Linked DNA regions of Mus musculus: region 2 is linked to region 1. The links are chromatin contacts, found by Hi-C in ENCODE. All regions are on one chromosome and are shown on one strand. Each heading gives the region's core, a stretch centred on a gene start or an enhancer-like site at or near the end of the contact. The rest is flanking DNA. Distances are from core to core; before and after follow the strand shown. Region 1 overlaps Cdc40 (cell division cycle 40). Region 2 holds the start of Cdc40 (cell division cycle 40).

What was found. Hi-C counts contacts between places; a loop is a spot of excess contacts on that map.
Region 2: a map of left cerebral cortex shows a loop between it and region 1 (4-fold over the local background). The contact joins the promoter of Cdc40 here to the enhancer-like site in region 1. A Hi-C loop is called at or near these places in 9 of 37 maps with a recorded cell type or tissue (heart and left cerebral cortex).

The regions. Positions count from the first base shown.
Region 1 is chr10:40,846,044-40,849,350 of GRCm38, reverse strand. Cdc40 (cell division cycle 40) reads left to right here. Exons shown (of 15, transcript NM_027879.2): 7 at 1,288-1,427; 8 at 2,147-2,221. Among named protein-coding and RNA genes, the nearest start is that of Cdc40, 35 kb to the left of the region's middle. Within about 2 kb of position 1,670, at least 1 of the 3 ENCODE cell types and tissues checked has a DNase peak (open chromatin) inside an H3K27ac peak, as active enhancers do; it is left cerebral cortex, where a contact is called at or near this core.
Region 2 is chr10:40,881,418-40,884,724 of GRCm38, reverse strand. Cdc40 (cell division cycle 40) reads left to right here and starts at 1,582. Exons shown (of 15, transcript NM_027879.2): 1 at 1,582-1,838. The coding sequence starts at 1,650. Wasf1 (WAS protein family, member 1) reads right to left here and starts at 898. Exons shown (of 9, transcript NM_001379453.1): 1 at 655-898.

The sequences.
Region 1 (3,307 bases), core at 421-2,920:
ATTAGAGACTACTAGACTTTGAATGGGCAATAATGCACAGGCTCATGGAGAATCGGTACCGTTAGGAAATTACGTGCTGGTGACCAGAGCTTAGACAGTGAATGGGTCAGTGCTGGCATGGTGCTTTGTCACATCAAGTCCTGAGGCTTCAGAAGACCACATGGTTTCACAAACCTCAATTTTATTTCCAAGGCATCTGGTTAGTGCTGTAGTGCTTAAAACTGTAAGCTCCACAAGCGGAAACTGGCAAAGACGGAAATGAATGTCCATGGCAGTGAAATCAACGTTCTTATTGATTTTTACATACAAACTAAATCGTGGTTGAATATTTGATACTGTAGGAGGTAGAGAGCATTTTAATGTTTTTTAGACTTGATCAATATTTTGATTTTACAGTCATCACTTCTGAGAACACTACTTCACATGAATGCATAGTACAAAATGGCAGACAAATATTTAGGGCCATTTCAGAAGTTGTTGGAAAACCTGTCCTAATTCTAAGCCACAACTCATTTAGTAATTTTTAATGAAGCTCAAACCAACCACTCAAATAGCAGCTTTTTAAACCAAACAAACACAATCCAAAAGTATACTGCCTAGCTTTGTACATGCTAAGAAATTCAGTAGAAAAGTTGAAAGTCTTTGTTTTCCAAAATGGACCACTATGTGTCCAAAACAACACAAAGCTTTGCACTGCACGAGCACCGCAGCAGTGTGCAGCATATGATAGTCTTAGATCTGCACGGAGGCTTCTGTAAGCAGGGTTGACATTACAGGAGTGCCATCGTGCCAGCCATCTAACATTTTCCGGTAAAGCTTGCCATGAAGAAGGGGAAAGGAAGCCGACAGGTAGAAAGTGGGAAGGTGGAGAAAGGAGCGCTCACACTTGCCTTTGTGTCTCCTTTTTTGGCCTGTTTCACCTCAAATTCTATAACAAGAGACTTGAGAGACGTAAATATTATCTTTTCTTCACTCGTAATTGTATTGCAGTGAAATCTTTGTCACTAAAGTGTGTGGCTGAGTGAGAGAACCGTAGATCTTATTTAAGGTCTCTTACCTCTTGGGTATTTAGAAATTCTTAACCTGCCTTTTAGTGTAGTGATAGAAAGAACTCTGAGAGCATAATTTTAGCCAATTCATGATGTTAACATTTAACCTCACCAGCATGTTATTACCTAAGTTTCAATATGGACAGTAGACCTGAGAATTTGTTACTATTTTAAGAACATAGATTTCATGACTATGGTTTATGTTTATTTATGGCTTTCTTTCAACATTTTGTTTTAGTTAAAGAAATGTATGACTATCAAGGCAGGTCCTACCTTCACATACCTCAGGATGTTGGTGTTAATCTACGGTCATCTGTGCCACCTGAAAAATGTTACCTTCCCAAAAAACAAATTCACGTGTGGTCTGGACACACAAAGGTAAGGCAGTTGAGTGTTGTCATTATGCAAGTCAAAGAGAAGCCAGTTCAGAGCTTCAGCTGCTGACACAGGGCAGGCAGGCAGGCAGGCAGGCAGGCAGAGTAGGAGCATCAGAGTCACGATAAATGTGAGGCAGGCTTTGCAGCTTCCAGTCTTCAAGGCCATCCAGGTTGGCCATGCTGTAAGTTTATGGGTCAGTATCCATCCCCCAGACTGTTGCTTGTCCCTTTCCTGCTGCCATCTGCTTCCTCTTGGCACCACACAGTGCGTAATGGGCAGATGGTACCGAGTCTGCTGCTTAGCCTTGGTCACGTTGCTCTGGTTCCCGGGTTATTACATGTCAAAGAGTAGATGTTCCTTGCTGTCAAATCCAAGGTAAAGTTTAAAATAATGCAGAGTGAGATATTTACAAATGTTAGAGGCTGATATATTTTGTCATCTGCACCGTTCCAGCTGTTAATTTCCACATCTTTGCCAAGAACAGGGAACTACAGAAAAGGGAAAGAAATGGGCCATGGAGCCATTTGACTGTCTCAGCATGAGGAAGTGAGAATCTGAGGCCTTCCCTAGCTTATAGTGTCGAGAGAAGACCTCATACAACCCTGATGAAGGCTAGTCTAGAACATGATGGTTGGAATAAAGAAAAATAGCAAATCAGGTTGCTTGTGATCTACTGTCTCTTGGGTGCTTCGGTTTGAAAATGTGATGCCTTTTTTCAGGGTGTCAGCGCCGTCAGGCTCTTTCCTCTTTCTGGACATTTGTTGCTGTCTTGCTCCATGGACTGTAAAATTAAGGTGAGTTCCCTTCACCCTGAGAATGCTGCAGAGCCAGTGCTTTGGTTAAGTCTGTTTGGTTAATCATAAATAAATTTGTGGTTGTTAGGCAATTAGAGGCTAATTATTTTCTATTAAGCCCTATGGATGTAGCTATTGATGGACTGCTTCCAAACTTGTAGATTCCGACATGGCTCTGTGGTCCAATTGGCTAGACTCTTTTTAAAGCTCAGACAGCTGATTAGGATGTAATCCAATCGCTTTGGCATTGGGCACATAAATATTGAATCAGGAATAATGCATTTTTTATGGAGGTTATGGATATGTAACTGAGTGTTTGTTCCTCAGACTGGCTGAGGAAGAAGAGACTATGATGAAAACCCCACACCTAGAGAGTAGACAGTATAATTTCTTTTATCCTTTCCTTTTGAACACTGGGACACCAACCAGCAGTGCCCTTAGCCGTCTCTGTTCTTGGTGCTCTCAGGAAGCGAGCGCCATCTGAACCTTCCTCCCAGACATAGTGAGGCAGGGAAGCGAGCTATCTCTCTTGTCAACCTGATATGAACAGAGCGTCTTTGAAACCTTAAGTTTTAAAGAATAGTTAGTATCATTGTGTCTCTTCTATGTCCAGATCATTGTGGTGGCTCAATAAATACCAATCCTATAGTATTCTTGTGGCTTGGAAGATCAGATCATTAAGGCTTTATCCTTTTTAAATATTGATGAATACTATCAGTATATAAAGCCGCTGCTTTTTTTGTTTGTTTGTTTGGTTGGTTTTTTTTTTTTTTTTTTTTTGGTTTTTTCGAGACAGGGTTTCTCTGTGCAGTCCTGGCTGTCCTGGAACTCACTCTGTAGACCAGGCTGGCCTCGAACTCAGAAATCTACCTGCCTCTGCCTCCCAAGTGCTGGGATTAAAGGCATGTGCCACCACGCCCGGCAAGCCGTTGCTTTTAATAGGAGCAGCCATTTCAGGCATTTGTGACAGAAATGATTTGTCTCTGATTAAAATGGTTTCTCAGAAAATTTCTAATTTTCTCTAACTTTAACTTTATCCATTAAGTTTACAATCTTCCCTAGGGTCAAGGAACAAAACATAAAGTT
Region 2 (3,307 bases), core at 333-2,832, 35 kb before region 1:
AAAAGAAAAATGGGAAAGGTGCAATGGATGCTGCATAGTTGAATAATTATCTGGGTGGCACAATGGGCGAGTCCTGCCGACATCAGAGCCCAGCAAGCGTCTCCCTAACTCTGCCCGAGGAACCTCCCCATTTCCAGGCATCAAAAGAGCCAGCACCCTCTCTGCCTTCTCTTCCAAACTGGAATATAAAGGGATGCCCGCACTCGCTTTACCATGGTCGTGCAGAGAGCCGCGGCGCAAAGACCCGCGGCCAGGGCTCGCTTTTCAGAACCGCTGGCACGCCGGGCGAGCCGAGGGCTCCGCGACTGGCTGCAGCCTTCGCCGGCGCCGATGCACAAGGGCGGAGCGGCGGGATCGGAGCCCCGAACCCCGCGCCGCAGGTGAGAGCCGCAGATGCTGCACCCAGAGCAGCCTCGGGCCAGTCCCCGCGCCCGAGATCCCACGCCTCGTCCTCCACGCGCAGCCCGGGCTGCTGGGCGGCGGGCGCGGGGGAGCCCGGGATGGGGGCGGGGGCGGCGCGCCCATCCATCGCCGCCGCTGCAGACCCCGGCTCATCCACACGCCCCTCTCGGCTCGGGTCGGTGGAGAACAGTTCCCTCGTCAGGACCCCGGGAAGAAAAAAAAGGGACAAAATCCTGAGAGACTCGTGCTCACCGCGAAACCGTGGGGGGCTCGCGCCGTACCCCTTCTACATGCTTCGGCGGCTGCCGCCGGTCCGGCTCCGCACTGGGGCGCCACCAGGAGCCCCTCGGGAGCGTCGGGCTGCGGGATGGAAGCCGCGCCGGGCACTGGCTGAGGCGCCGGGCCGCCGGGAATGCCGCCGGGGGCGCCCACTGCTCGCCCGAGCCGCGGTGCGCTCGACGCGCGAGCGAACAACACCGCGAGCAGCCGCTGCCCTGCGCCGCCCCCTCCCCGCGCGACGCTCCACAACCGGGCGCGGGGACCCGCGCCTGCAGCAGGGGGAGCCGCGGGGCGCTCTCCGCCTGGCCTCACGACCTTTCCCCGGAGCTGCACCGGACGGGTCCCAGGTCTCTGAACTTAGGATTCGCACTCTCCCCTCGAACCCTGCAGGGCGTACGGCGGCATGGTGGGAGAATGAGCATCCACCCACTTACCCGTCCGTGGGCAAGAGGACGGCGCTTCCCCCTGTCCTGAGGCTCTGTGGTATTGCCCGATCCGCACTTTGGGGGAGGGGGCCGGAGAGAACGGTGCTGGGCTCGGGAATGAGGGAAGATGACATCCAATTGAATGAAGCATCCTCTTGGGGGCGGGGTCGAAGGCAGGCCCCCTCTGCCGGGCTCCACCTCCTCGCTCCAAACTACATTTCCCATGGTGCCGCGAGCTCCTCGCCGCACTGTACGCCGGGAGTGAAGGTCCTCGAGGCTTCAAACACATCTCAGGACTGGGTCTTTAATCAACGAGGTCCTGAAAGTTACAAATAGTTGTAATCCCTTGTGCTTCTTTAGATAAATGTTTGTGAATCTCAAGTTTTGATACAGTTATCTCAATAATAAAGTTTTTTTCGAGAAGTTATAAATGATTTTTTTTAAAGGAGGTAAATATCGAGTTCCATGACAATCTGACAGGACCTGGGAGACGCTGCTTCTTCCGCCTTGGCCTGGCCTTAGCAGAGAGTATCTGTTGCAGTCATGTCGGCTGCGATTGCAGCTCTAGCTGCTTCGTATGGCTCGGGCTCGGGGTCCGAATCGGATTCGGACAGTGAGGGCAGTCGGTGTCCGCTGCCAGCCGCGGACTCTCTCATGCACTTGACCAAATCGCCTTCAGCCAAGCTCTCTCTGACCGTGGCGGTGGACTCGGCTCCGGAGGTGGCAGTTAAGGTAAGTGTTTTGGACACTAATAAGCTCAGGAACTGCTTTCAGCTCGTCTCGGGTTAGAGGCTGGTCTACCTTGGCGCTGAGAAGTATGTAACTAGCGTTTACATCTCTTCCCACATCCTCCTTGACGATTAGAAGTACGGAGCAGCTCTCCACTAACCCCTGTCCTTCCTATCTCCGTCGGATAAAATTAGTTCAGGAGAGGAGGAAAGTTTGAATTTGTAGACTAAGATGTAGCCTTATTAGATCAGTTATAAGTTCAGAGCATAGATAATATTGGATCAAGACTTTCAAACTAGAATTTGTACCCTCACTAGAAGTGAGCCACGGCCAGGCACTGTTTTGTTTTTGAGGAACTCGGCACGAATCCTGGCTTCACTACTTTCAAATTACACAACGTTCTTTTGTACAGTTGTGCAATGAAGATAGCTGTATAAAAACATATTTATCGGGGGGTTATTGTAAAGATTGAGTGAAATTATATGGTAAAGATTATAGCACAGAGCCGAATATCTATCTAGTGGAAAGCGATACATGTTAGCTATTGTGATTCTTTGTGTTAATACAATGAATGGGAAAAGGACATAAAGTTTAGGAAGTAGCATGCACGAACCCAACCGAGGAAGTTGATAAAGGGGGAAACCCAGTTCTATAGTTCTATAATATAGTTCTCTATGGAGCATGTATTGTTTCCCAGTAACAACAGGATTAAAGCCACAAGGGTCAACCAACCAGAACATCTTTGCTATCATAGTTCATACTGGAATCATTCTCGTGGGTGAAACAACCAATTAAATGTGGACAAATAAAGTAGTTACAGATTGAATTGAACACTGGGTGTCCGGGGGTGGGGGGTGGGGTGGGGATGGGATGGGGTAATAACCACAACAAAGAATAAGGTAGAAGTGTGATTTTTTTTTTGTGTGTGTAGATTGCTCAGACAAATCCTTTCTTAAAAAAATAAAAATAAAAAAATAAAAAGTTGCCAGGCAGTGGTGGCACATGCCTTAATCCCAGCACTTGGGAGGCAGAGGCAGGCAGATTTCTGAGTTCGAGGCCAGCCTGGTACAGAGTGAGTTCCAGGACAGCCAGGACTACACGGGGAAACCTTGTCTCAAAAAACCAAAATAAATAAATAAAATAAATAAATAAATAAATAAATAAATGAAATGTCAATTCGAAGAGAGAGAGACCACGTTAGCTAAAGCAAGAGTTTCCAAACTTAGGAGAAGACTTAGTGTGTCTTGAGCCCTTTGAGAGCATCAGTCTGTAGTAAGCCCTGTGTGAGTGAATGACCAGCTCAAAGACTGACGAGGGAAAAGAAGAAGATTTCTAACTAAGCTCTCCCTGGGTCTTGTTTGTGTCATTTATGAAGTTGAAGTTTTTTATAAGGACATCTGGCATGAAAGAACACTGGGAAGTCTATCTTTAGAACAGAACAAAGCTCTGCCAGCCTATGACTTTCCAGCAGC